Regions from separate parts of the Mus musculus genome. Here region 2 is linked to region 1. Evidence: chromatin contacts called from ENCODE Hi-C or POLR2A ChIA-PET data. All regions are on one chromosome and are shown on one strand. The core of a region is the stretch at or near the end of the contact, and the rest is flanking DNA. Distances in the headings are between cores, read along the strand shown. Region 1 holds the start of 4930544D05Rik (RIKEN cDNA 4930544D05 gene). Region 2 holds the start of Spag7 (sperm associated antigen 7).

Region 1 (6,482 bases), core at 1,815-4,314:
GCTATGGGGCGAGGGAGACCAACCCATTCTGGTCATCAGACATGAGGACCCCACCCAGTCCACCTTCTTCTCCCTAGATCCAGAGCCAGATCACACCCCACGCCATCATCTTCCTCCCCAACACTGATGGCATGGAGATGCTGCTGTGCTATGAAGATGAGGGTGTCTATGTCAACACTTACGGGCGGATCATCAAGGATGTGGTGCTGCAGTGGGGAGAGATGCCCACCTCTGTGGGTAAGTGAAGAGCCACCCCAAGCTGCTTGTTCCGAGGTGACTAGGACTGAAACCTCCTTACAGCCCTTCCACCATCTTCTCTCTTCAGCCTACATCTGCTCCAACCAGATAATGGGCTGGGGTGAGAAGGCCATAGAGATCCGCTCTGTGGAGACAGGCCACCTAGATGGGGTCTTCATGCACAAACGAGCCCAGAGGCTCAAGTTCCTGTGTGAGCGCAATGACAAGGTGAGGCAGTGTATCTCTGAAAGGAGCCTAGCCCAGGGGATGGGCTGCCTCTCCAGACCTTGCTCTGGGCAGGCATCTGGGGGTTTGGAATGGTTCTGCTGTTCTGAGCTGTCAGAGCCACACCCTCCTTCCCTGTGGGCTCTGTTGCCTTTACCCCAGGGACCTGGTAACACTTTTTTGCCTTTCCTTGGGGATAGAGAGAAACAGGTGTCATTCACTTCCTCTCTCTCCCCCAGTGTCAACCTCGTCTCTCTTCCCAGCATACCCCTCCCCCCCGCCCCCACACCACACACACACACTTAGCCCTTGGTGATGTCTCTTCTACTTTATTCAGGTGTTTTTTGCCTCTGTCCGCTCTGGAGGAAGCAGCCAAGTTTACTTTATGACTCTGAACCGTAACTGCATCATGAACTGGTGACGAGGCCCCTGGGCTGGGGCTCCCCACATGGACCCAGCTCTCTTCCCACAGCCAGACTACCCAGGCCGCCCCTGCCCTCCCACCCCCTTGGGCTTTTGCTTTTACTGGTTTGATTCACTGGAGCCTGCTGGGAACGTGACCTCATATCCCTGAAGCTTTCGTGATCACGTGACCACCCTTTCCCCCAACATTCTCAAAACTGTGCCTTTCCCCAACTTGTGGGGAATGACACAGCTTCCTTCCCCTTACCAGGAATTGAGTGGGACTTGCTCCTCCCCTTTTCTCCACAGAAGAGGAGAGCGCTTGGGGCTTGGACCCCTTACCCCATTGCTGCTGAATGAGCAGGGCCCTGACCCCTTTATTTGCACGCCAGGGGAGCCGGCTCCCCCCTTGAATGTACCAGACTCTGGGGGGGGGGTGTTCACTGGGCCCTGGGTTCTGGAGGCGGGGCGGTCACCAGCCACTCCAGGGGCAGGGACCATTCCTCATTTTCTGAAAGCACTTTAATGATTCCCCCCCAACCCCCAGGGAATGGAGGAGGGACCCCATAGCCAAAACATTCCCCCCTTTCCTCCCCACTCCCACCCCTTCTAGCCTCTCCCCTTCCCTAGAAGGAGAGAGCTCAGAGCTCCCAGCCTTTATCCTCCCTTGCTTGCATCTGTATATAGTGTGAGCAGCAAGTAGCCCTTCTCCCTCCTGTATCCTTTCTCAATGTAGTGGCCTTGGATATATCCCCTTTGTTAATAAAGACAATTCAACCAGCTTCCACCATTTTGAGATCCTACTATTGTTCTCTCTCAATCCTGGAGAGATTTGAGAGTTGAGAATGCAGAGGGTAGAGGAAAGGCATTAGGCTCTGTGAAGTTACTGTGATAATAGAGACGAAGTAAGGTGGATGAATAGGCCAGGGATCAGTCCTGACACGGTAGGACCCTTTGAGAATAGTTTTTACCAGCCCCAGCAGGGCCAGGCCAGACTTCTGGCTTCAGTGTTTCTATATCTGGGTCTTGTAAAAACCTCATTGGCTATCAACTAGATAAACATTCTTTAGGTTAGAAGGAGCCAAGAGCAAAATTGAACCAATTGCCTCCAAGTGCCTGACCAAACCACCCACCCATCTTCTACTTCCCTGAGGAGTTGGACCCACCCACATGACCACACAACCCCTCCTGCAAGTTCACAAACCAGATTTATTGTCAGCGGCCTGTTTTCAAAATCTCTTTCTTGGGGGGTGGGGGAGAGGTGGGTGCCAGTGCAGGCTCATGGTTGGATGCACGGTGGGTAAGGGAGATCAGGAACTTGGTTGAAGTAACCCCCAAGGAAGATGAGAGTAGAACCAACGCTGAAGAGCACCAAAGCTGCCCAAAAACAGACATTGTCCAGGGCCTTCCCCATACGCACCCAGTCGGACAGTTCCTGTGAGAGAGAGCTTAGCGAGGGAGGAGCCTGGAGGGCGGGGCATCTAGCACTGCTCCGCCTCAACCTCCCAACCCACCTCTCCAGTGGCTTCCTGGTCTCTTGTGCTCTCAGCCACAAAGTTCACAGCATCCACACAGCAGCGGATTTCTGGGGCTGCAGCACCCAGGTTCTGGCAGAGGGCTGCTGCTAAGGCAACAGCAAGCGCTAGGTCATTAAAAGAGCGTCCCTAACGGCGAGTGTATGCCTTTGACCCAAGAGCAGTGCTTACCGGTCCAAGTTCCGTGCCGATGCCTCTGACCCTCAAACACGAGTTCGCTCCGCGGCTTTTTCAAGATGAGCTCCTCCGCTCTGAGCAGAATGCCCACAGACGAGGCACGCCTCGCTGGTGAGGCAGTTCGGGGATCCTCTGGGGGTGGGCTCGAGCCCAGGAGACGCGGCAGCAGCTCTAATAAAATCTGCAGCCGGGGCAGAGAGAGGTTCCAAGCCCGCTTCCCACCCCTGGGCAGTACTTTCTCCAACCAGCGCTTACCTGGCGCAGCCGAGGGGATGTAGCATGAGTCGTTGGCGTCCTCAAAGATACGTTGAGCACGATGACGCAATTCATGACAATGAGCGTGGCAACCACCATGACGAATATAAGATACCTGATATACAGAAGCCTGATGTCACAGCACCCCACAAACAAGGCACTAGCTGCCCTCTACCTCACAAATACCACCTCCGCACAGCTGGTGGCGTTACTTCTTGATCCTCCTCAACGATGCCAGTATTGTCCTGGCCCTTCTGCATATACCATCTGTTGCGGACATGAAGGGGATTCCCAGCAATTTGGACACCCTGCTGTGGGTCTACCACTTCCACAGCTCCACCGAGGTGAGGGTATTAGAATGGCAGAATCTGGAGAGGTCCCCAGCTCTTCCTGCTATGGCCCTTTCCATGTGATCATTCCACTCACTACCCTTGCTCCTCCAGGTGGCCTTACAGCCTCCACTTCTATCTTCCCTGGAACTTGCTGTGGCCGCAGCTCACGAATATCTGGTGCAAAGGTTCAGAGAGCTTAAGTCCCAGGACCCCCTGGAATCCGACAAGTCGCCCACCCAGAAGGCCACCCTAGGGCTGGTGCTAAGAGAAGCTGCAGCCAGCATCATGAGCTTTGGAGCCACCTTGTTAGAGGTGCTGCTCTGGGAGGCTGAGGGATGGGAATAAAAGGGGGAGAGGGCTAGGCCAACAAAAGCAAGGACCTCTAGCCCATATGCCCCAATGTAGATCTCGGCCCTGTGGCTGCAGCAGGAGGTGCAGCGACTGGACGGCGGCAACGACTGCCCAGGCCCAGCCCCAGACACTGGGGATCCTGGTAGGGCGCTGGCCCGTGTAGCCCTGGCCGCAGGGCAGGGGATTCGGCAAGCTGGAACGGCAGCTGGCGCAAGTGCCCGGTACCTGATCCAGGGGGCGTGGTTGTACCTGTGTGGACGAGGTTTGCACGGGTCTACCTCATCTCTGCCACAAACCCTATGCCAACTGGGCCTTGGGGTCCCTGGGGATCCGGTGCGTTTGGGATAAAGGGTGCGACATGGGTCAGAGGAGGTATGATTAAGGAGATGCTGAACTATACTGTCCTCTTAACAGAGAGACTCGGGAAACCTCAAGGTGTCGCCCAGCAGCAGTGAGGAGAATGGGGGAACAGATAATCCATCACTGTCCCAGTCCAACCCTGTGTCCAAATAAAAGTCCAGAACGGGACAACACCAGGTCCCTATGCAAGCCTTCTTTGGCTACATTCTCCATGCATGCCCCTATCTCTGTGGGATCCACTTTGAGATTACCTGCCCAGCAGTGGCACGCTCAGAGAAGTCTCTGGAATTTTCTGGGCAATTAGAAACAAGAAGACAGTCTGGGCTAGCAGGACGTTGATAGAGACCGTGCATTTCTGGCCACCAGCTAGAGGGAGCAAGCTGTGAGAGGCAAGCCAGGGAGCAAGCCCAGCCTGGGGTTCAGGAGTCAGGGTCACCCCTTACCCTGCGCAGGCAGGAAGTAAGCGAGCAGCACCAAGCCAGAAATGAGCACGCAAGGCACAATGATGTTAATGACGTAAAAAAGCGGCTTCCGGCGGATGATGAGCGTATAGATGACGTCAGTTTCTCCAGGACCTTCTGTGGAACCTCCCTCATAGCGGCGAATCATGCCTGGGCAGTAGTCTATGGCCCATTCTCCATTCTCTGCAGGACATAGGGCACAGTCAGCCCGCACACCTGCAACTCCAGGCCAAGAGGGCTGCTTGAAACCTGGGCTGTTAGCACGGGGGCAGAATGGTAGAGAGGGGCATTTCTGGTGGGGGTGTGGAAACAACACATCTAGACTGACTTCAAGAAGCTCAGCTTCCGGTTGTGTGGTTCAGGCCAAGCCCTACCCTGAACGTCCCCCCTTGAACCTTATCTGGGAGAAGAATTTTTGGAAAGGGGGTATATCCCTTCACCGGTAAAAGCTGCCGTGTCAATGTCAATCTTGTTGATGGTATTGCCGTCGTCATCCACGGCAAAGATGAACTCCACCTCCTCAGCATTGTAGGTCTGGGAGCTGTGAAACAGGGCCAGTCTTTACCCCAGAAGCTGGCAGCCATCTTAGTTCCACCCTGGAAGCTTCAATCTGGCAGGGTAATATGGCTCTCTTCTTTTGCCCACATTCCCCAGCGCGTTCCCAATCCTGCTTCCTTTTCTGTTCTGTTTTGGGTTGCTGATGGGCTTACCGTGCTATCCAAGGGATTCCTGGACTCAAGTAATTTTTATGCCTCAGACTCCTCCTGGGGAATAGCTGCGACTATGCGCTCAAACTACAAGATGGCAGCAAGAAACCTGTGCCCACGCCTACTGCAAACCTACACCAGCTTCCCACCCCTTCACTCCAGTGCCTCACTCCAACTCCTTCCCAAAGACCTTCCAAAGAAGACCCCACCTATCCCTCCTTAGCAGGCCCTGTCCCCTGCTCTAGGCCCTTCTCAATATCATGATTGAAGTGATTCTTCCTACCGAAAAATGAGAGAGCAGTTCTGCCAGTCAAAGGGGAAATAGGTGACCTCCACTGCGCAGGTGCTGCGGTAGATGGCTGGGGGCAACCAGCTCACATAGCCTCCCTCATAGACTAGAACATTGCTGTCGTAGGCCACTCCAAACTGCCCATCAATACTGTGGAAACCAAGCTTTTCACATGTCTGAACCTCCTTCACCAACCAAATCCCCCAAAGCCAGTTCCCTTTGCAGCCTGCCCTCTTGGGTGATCCTCACTTGTTTTCTAGAACAATCTCTGGCAGCCATACATGTTCTGAAGGGACCCGGAGGATTCCTACACCTGCAAAATCGTCCTTGCTGTAGTTGAGCCGATAGTCGTGCCAGTCCTAAGAGGTGGGGGCGAGAGAGAGTGTGTGCTCTCCGGCTCCCACCTGGCAGAAGAGAAGGGGCTTGGCTGGGGACCCTCCCACTGCTCCCCAGGTCTGACTCACAATGCCAATCCAGACACTGGTGGTCAGAGTTTCTTCTTTCTCGTTCTACAACAGAAAGAAGCCTGCTGAAGCCAGGAGTTAGGGGGTAGAAGTGAGGGTATAGGATTAGAATTGGGGGAAGGTCTTACCAGTGAGATGAGGTTGGTTAGGGTGACCTTGAGGGTGATGGTGACAGTGTCCTCAGGTCTCCTAACTGGCCGGCATTCTGGATCATAATTGTCGAAGAGATGGTGATACAGGCTAAGCTCTTCATTCTTTCCCTGGCTTCTGCCTATGATTCAAGAAGAAAGGGTCATTGTACACGAAGCAGCAGCCCGAAAGGCTTCTCTGCCCCCACCCCCAGGCCATTGCACCCCTCCTGTGTTTATATTTCTAGATTTTTCCTAAACCAACAATACTGCATCTGGGGACCAAGTACTGTCTCAGTCTCCACCCTGGTCTCAGACCTTTTCCCACTCCATGTTGACATACGGATCCACCTGGCTCCCCTGACCCCTGTCCCTACCAAAGAGTGTCAGGAGAAGCAGGGCACCAAGCAGAGCCCCTGCCATCCTGATGTCTGGTTCTCAGGTTATTCTGAGCTTTGACAAGCTTGAGGGAACAGGCCAAGGTGCCTGTGTGAAGGGGAGGAGGGTGTTAGTTCCGGGCTAGGTTTGGGGACTGTCACCTAATCCTCTGCCCCTGCTG
Region 2 (6,188 bases), core at 1,032-3,531, 54 kb after region 1:
GACTACCTTTTTTCCTTAGATTTATTTTTATTATCTTAACTATGCATATTCGTCTATGTATGAATCCGAGTGCCCACAGAGATCTGAGATGTCAGATTCCCCCCAGGAGCTGGGGTTACAGGCAGTTGTAAGGAACCTGATGTGGAGTCTGCAAATCTAACTCAGGTTCCCAGGAAGAGCAGTCTGTCCTCTTAACCGTGAGCCATCTCTCCAGCCCGCTCAGCTACTTTTAACCTGGTTCCTTATCCTGCCTGTCGCTTCCCATGGTAGGGGGTTGCTGCCTCTTGTGATTGGGCACACATCTTCCTCCTGTTCCTCAGCTTCAAATGTCCCTTCCCCTTTCTTTTGGTGTTTCAAAATCCAAGCTTGCTTCTTCCACAGGACTGAGTCCCCAAAGTGGCACTGAATTCTTCCTGTTTTCTAGTCACTCCATGCTTCTGCACGTGCTCCTTCTCTCTGGAATGCTCTTCCTCCTCTCACAGCAAACACTGAATCCTCACCGTGAGTCAAGACTTCCTCTACGCTCTAAGCACATTCACTGCTAAAGACGTGGGGTTTTTTGTTTTGTTTTTCCCCCTGTCTCCCTTACCAGGCTATGAGCTGCTGGAGGGTTGACCCTGCTCACCTGTCCAGTTAGACGTCAGAGTCCAAGACCTGACAAACTAGAAGCTCTCGTCTGTCTGACTTCACTATCTTGGCCTTTCATTGTGTTCTGATTGCTTTTCCAGTGTTTTCTGCATCTTGGGAGGTAGCATAAGAACACTGAGGCTACGAGCTCACATCTGGGTTCCAAATTCAGCTTAGTAACCTGAGACCCGAGGCAAGTGGCTAAAGCCTCCTATTCTGACGGCTGATGGGAGCACACCTATTACTCAGCTGAACATTAAGTAACTCTAACTCCTGTTTCCTATTAAGCTCTGCTTTCCCATAGCTTTCGAACAGACTGCACTCCCTTTACTGAGTTACCTATTCTTTGTTGCTCGGCTCATTTCAGACAAGCCTGGGACTCCCAATTAATCTTTCCTACACATGTATATTAATTGGTTATTAAAATTCCGTATGATCATTAATAAACGTCCCAGACATGGTCTATAATCTCCTTGATGAGCATCTTTGGCTTCACAAGTTTTGTAAATAAGGGAGTACAGATATTTAACAGTCTTTGAACATTCTGAAAGCATCCTGTCTTGCCTCCTTTGAGCAGATGGGTAGTAGGTGCGGGTAGGAGACTTATCCACGACCAAGGCTCACGTGGTTGGGAGCTGGATGCACCTAAGGCTATCCTTTCTATAAAGTCCTTCACATGCGCTCCAAGCCAATACAGGGCAGGCCACTTCGGGCCGCACCCTACCCTGGCTGCCAAACCCCAGCGAGCTTTCTGGTTAGCTACTCAGCGCGGGGGCTGGGAAGGAGAGATGGCGAATCGGAGCCTGCGGGGCATTCTCATCTCTCCAATCAACATCACGATCTAGTTGGGCAGCACAGGAATTTAAGGCTATAGTTAGGAAAGGGCGGTGGAAGGTATGAGGGACTGGGTCAACTCAAGAAGGGGCATAAAGATAGGAGGATCCAGCCAACCAATGGGAGGAGCTGAGGCTGAGGTCGGTCAGAAAAGGTAACACTTTAAAGGTAGAGCTTTTGGCTGAGCTAGCCAATAGAGGGGAACAGACGGGTGGATGGGCGTGCCCTAAACTCAATCGTAATAGAACTGGAGATTCGCGGGACCGAGGCGATGGATACGACATCCTCCAATCGGAAGAAAGGCATCCTACTAATCAGAGCTCACCAACAGCAGACAGGCAGGCCCGTTGACCAATCGCAAACAAGGACTGTAAAAGGCGAGGATAGGAAGAAGAGACTGGAGGTAGAAGGCAGGCTGAGGTAGCCAATCATTGTTTGCAAAAGACAGCGGGCGGGCCGACAGGCCTTTTAGGGACTCTGAGGGTCTCAGAAGTGGCCTGTGGGGGGTCTGTTAGGGTAGGAGGTGGCATTATTCAAAGAGGGAAGAGTGTGGTCCCAAGAATCGGGCGAAGATACGCGGTTGTGAATCTGGGATCCTCACCTCGGGCCTTGCGCCGACTCTCCTGGTCACCGAGGCTGGGTGGTTTCTCCATGGAGCTCAGGATGGAGCCCAGTAGGTCCGCCATCTTGGGAATGAGTGAGAGGGGGCGGTGCGTCTTAAAGGGAAGGACGAAATGCCTTTAAGGCCGGAAACACGTCGGAAGCGAAAAACCGCGCTGCTCCGCCCCGCTTAAGGCAGCGAGATGAGGCCGGCGACTTGCGTGGCGACCTTCCTACCCCGCCCCCAGCAGAGAGAGGCCGGAGGCTAGCTGGTGCAGAGACGTTTAATGGCAATTCGTATAAACCAAGCCCATGCACAAGTAGAAAGTGCTCGTGGAGCCAGCCGGGGGCTCCCGCCGCGCCAGGGAATCAGACGCCCGGCCGCGCAGCGCCTTAAATAGATTCTTCACTATACTCTGTATGTTACAGTTATGTACACACCCCTCCCCACGGGAGCGGGACTCCGCCTCGCGATCCTATGTACACCCCCTCCTCTTTGGCCCCTACGTGGGCGACCAGAGAGTCAGGGTGATGGGGAAGACAGGGCCAGGAAAGGAGGAAACAGACGCAAACATGCGGAGTCAAGGTGGGGGCAGTCACCCCTGAAACACGAGGGCGCGCGCAGCGAAGGCAGCGGTGGGGACCGAGGCGGATACATTCATCAGAGACTCTCGAACAAATAAATAAGGCAAGTCAGGAAGGTCCGAGTCAGGTGCAGGCAGGAACGGGGATATGGAGAAGGTGCAGGCAGGGCTCCGGAGGTCACAGCTGAAGATGCAGATATGTGGGGCGTGGGTCTTCTGGAGCCGGAGACCAAAAGAGGAGGCACAACCAGAAGGGAGGAAACGTGTAAGGCCTGGGGGCGGGGGTTCTACGAAGGGCTCCCAAAAAGGTGAAGGGGTGAAGAGCTGCCGACAGGGGGCTCCCCTAGTCCCGAAAGCCCTCTCCTTGTTTAGACAGCCAGAAGGGGCTCCCAGGGTTTTGAAGAAAGGCGTTGGAGAGGTCAGGTGGCCAGTCCTGGCTGGGGCAGCCCCTCCAGCTCCTGGTTCTGCTTCAGTTCCCTCATTCTGCGGAGAGACAGAGCCAAGTCAGAGGAGACTGATGGATCAGAAAAGGTGTCAGGGCAGAGAGGTAAGGATGGGGTTAGAACCTGTGTCGGCAGCGCCGCAGGAACCTCATTATTTTCCGGGCTGCCTGGTCTTGCTTCTTGGTGAGAAAGGTGCCCCTGGTGGGAAAGAAGAGTCCCCACTTTAAGACCATTGTAGGGAAAGGCTGGAGGGCCGATAGAGGTAGTGGGCATTAACAAAGAGGTAAACTGAGGGCTGTATAGGGGCAGGAAGGGGTGGTCCCTACTTGTTTCGAGCAGGAAGGGGGCCTGAGGGCCGGTGAGGAGGCCCCGGCCTGCGGCGGTAGGAGCGGTAGTGCTGCTGGATAAGCACCGCTGCTCGGCGGCTCTGCTGAAACCGCTTCTGTTCATAGTAGCTTCGGAACTTGCTCTGAATCAGGATGGCCGCCTGAGTCATTTTCTTATAGAGTGCAAACTGCAGGGAAGGAGAGGGGGGACAGGAGCTGAAATGGAGAGACAGAAATCCAAACCTCTGAAGGTCACCCTTCAATTAGGCTGATGTAGAGCCCGTTCTCTGACCCACCCACGGCTGAATCAGACTACTCACACCCAGATCTCATGCCTAATACCTTAAGTGCAATCCAGGTCAGCTTGTGGAAAGAGAGGGGACGTTAGGGCTCTCATAGCACAGAGATAGATAGGTTAGGTGGACGCGTGTTGGTATACTTTTGAGAAAATGCTCTAACCTGCTTGTACTTCCGATAACAACGTTGGATCACCGCTGCGGCTACCTCCTGCTGCTCCTTCAGCCTCCGACCCTAAAGGAAGAGAATGAGGCCCCGTCTGAGCCTCTCAAGGCCCACCTAGTAGACTCTGGACCACCTCTTCCTCCCAGAGTCTCCTCCTTAAAACTTTTTAAAAACCATTTACTTATTTTGTGTGTGTGTATATAGGCTGCCTGTGTGTGGACACGAGAAGACAATTTGAAGCAGTCAGTTTCTTCTTCCACCATGAATTCCAGGGATCAGAATTAGGTTGTCAGGCTTGGTGGCAAGTACTGTGTCCCCCGCCCCCCATTCTTTCTCATTCCTATTTAAGGCCTCTGAGTGAGTGCTTGTTCCACAAAAGCAATGGGAGCCCATAGTCTTCCCTGTCAAGGACAATTCATCCCAAGAACCTAGGTCTAACCTTGTACTTTCGGAAAGCTGTCTGGATGACTCGTGCTGCCTCATACAGCTCCCGCTGCTCGTGATCTGAGAGAGTCAGCAGGGCAAAATCACTTTCCATCTTGCCACTGGTAGATGCAGAGAGGAACTCTGCCCAGGAAGGTGCAGGGGGGATAGCGAGGCGACCTCGTTCAAAGGGCAGCTCACTGTGGGGGATAAGGAAAGGATATCACAAAGCGGTTTAAATCCCTCCTATCCTAGCAAGAGGTGGCTATTAAGGACGATCCTCAGCCAGAGTCTGTAAAGAGTGGCTCTAGAGTTCACCAGCCTGCCCAGGTCCCTTCTCACCACTCCAGGGCCTCAGCCAGAACGGTGCTTTGGCTATGAGGAAGCCTACTTCCTCCCTCCCATCTTTCCCTGCAGAAGAACTGGGAGGCTTTATGGTGAGCTGGTCACCTGGGAGGAGCTGAGCTGGGGAAATGATCCACATTCTCCAGGTAACTGGCCAGCCAGGACATGGTCTCACTGAGCCCCACGGTGCCTGTGTGCTCCCGTGGTGAGGCTCCAGCGTCAGGGAACTCTGAGAAGTCCTCTCGTTTAATCCGCTCTGGTGTGGCGTCGATGATCTGCTTGGCCAGTGAGATCATGTCCACCTAGATGAAGGGAGATGTGTGAACTCTGTGGAGCCCTCACTATCAATGTTCCAGCACAGCTTAAGCTGTAACCTTAAGCCCTGCTCTCTTATCTCCTTCTTTCTAGACACCAGTAGGCAAAGGCCCCAGGAACTGCTTTTCTGACCACTAGTTCTGGACCAGAGTTCCTCATTCCTTCTTTCTTCCTGATTTCCTCTGAGGGACACAGCCCTCTGTGCTGTCATACCCTAGCAAACACAAGATATGAAGGATAAAGACCTTAGCACCCTTTCAGATTGTCCACTATCCTACTTGGACCTGTTCCATGCTACACGACCAGCATATATCTCCACAGGCCTAGCCTAAGCCCATCACTTGCTTCAGGTCTCCAAGAACCAGCCCAGGGCTTACTGTCCACACAACACTCTGCTGAATAGCTAAGCTGTAAGGCCTATAGCATTTCCCACTTTGCCATACTCCATGATGCTGCACTTGTGGGGTTTTGTTTTGAGACAGCATCTCACTATGTAGCCCTGGCTGTCCTGGAACTCACTATGTAGACCAGGCTGGCCTGGAGCTCAGAGATCCTCCTGCCCCTGCCTCTGGATATGGAGTTCTTGTTTTTTTGTACTTAATGGCTTCGTAATTACACTTAGCTTTTCTAAAGTAGGAATGTCCTCAGGTTTTATATGTCCACAGTTGAAGGTTCTCATTCATTCATTACCTAATACCTTCCTTAACTTTTACCATGGGCAAGCTTTCTTCCTACTCCATGTCATTACCAACCCCTAGTCACACACACTTCCTAGCTGCCTTCCATACCTTGTTTCTTAAGAACCTTTTCCTTCAACTGAGTGTGGCGACCCACACCTTTAATCCCAGCACTCGAGAGGCAGAGGCAGGTGGAGCTAGTTCAAGGCTAGGCTAGCCTACATAGTGAGTTCCAGGACAGCCAGCACTACATAGTGAGACCCTGTCTTTAAAACAAAACAAAACGTGGCTGGAGAGATGGCTTAGTGGTTAAGAGCATTGACTGCTCTTCCAGAGATCCAGAGTTCAATTCCCAGCAGCCACATGGTGGCTCACAACCATCTGTAATGGGATCTGATGCCTTCTGGTGTCTCTGAAGACAGCTACATTGTACTCATCATAGATAGATAGATAGATAGATAGATAGATAGATAGATATCTAGATAGATAGATATCTAGATAGATAGATAGATAGAGATATATATCTGGGCAGTGGTGGTGTACGCCTTTAAT

The links. A loop is a pair of places that touch in the nucleus more often than their neighbours do. ChIA-PET counts read pairs that join two places held with the same protein, here RNA polymerase II (POLR2A).
Region 2: a loop to region 1 is called in a map of T-helper 1 cell, with 2.8 times the contacts of the local background. The contact joins the promoter of Spag7 here to the promoter of 4930544D05Rik in region 1. A Hi-C loop is called at or near these places in 1 of 37 maps with a recorded cell type or tissue (T-helper 1 cell). POLR2A ChIA-PET finds 5 or more read pairs at or near these places in 3 of 5 experiments (all embryonic stem cell).

The regions. Positions count from the first base shown.
Region 1 is chr11:70,612,830-70,619,311 of GRCm38, forward strand. 4930544D05Rik (RIKEN cDNA 4930544D05 gene) reads left to right here and starts at 3,065. Exons shown (of 4, transcript NM_001145537.1): 1 at 3,065-3,175; 2 at 3,275-3,475; 3 at 3,569-3,776; 4 at 3,929-4,061. The coding sequence starts at 3,110. The coding sequence ends at 3,969. Chrne (cholinergic receptor, nicotinic, epsilon polypeptide) reads right to left here and starts at 6,365. Exons shown (of 12, transcript NM_009603.1): 1 at 6,301-6,365; 2 at 5,924-6,066; 3 at 5,796-5,840; 4 at 5,581-5,690; 5 at 5,326-5,481; 6 at 4,776-4,876; 7 at 4,318-4,518; 8 at 4,126-4,240; 9 at 2,832-2,946; 10 at 2,571-2,757; 11 at 2,379-2,485; 12 at 2,054-2,299. The coding sequence starts at 6,346. The coding sequence ends at 2,144. It overlaps Mink1 (misshapen-like kinase 1 (zebrafish)), which reads left to right. Exons shown (of 33, transcript NM_001045964.1): 31 at 78-237; 32 at 326-465; 33 at 800-1,653. The coding sequence ends at 883.
Region 2 is chr11:70,667,135-70,673,322 of GRCm38, forward strand. Spag7 (sperm associated antigen 7) reads right to left here and starts at 2,282. Exons shown (of 7, transcript NM_172561.3): 1 at 2,063-2,282. The coding sequence starts at 2,147. It overlaps Camta2 (calmodulin binding transcription activator 2), which reads right to left. Exons shown (of 23, transcript NM_001190376.1): 17 at 4,750-4,946; 18 at 4,316-4,499; 19 at 3,874-3,945; 20 at 3,757-3,777; 21 at 3,415-3,602; 22 at 3,212-3,286; 23 at 2,329-3,128. The coding sequence ends at 3,065.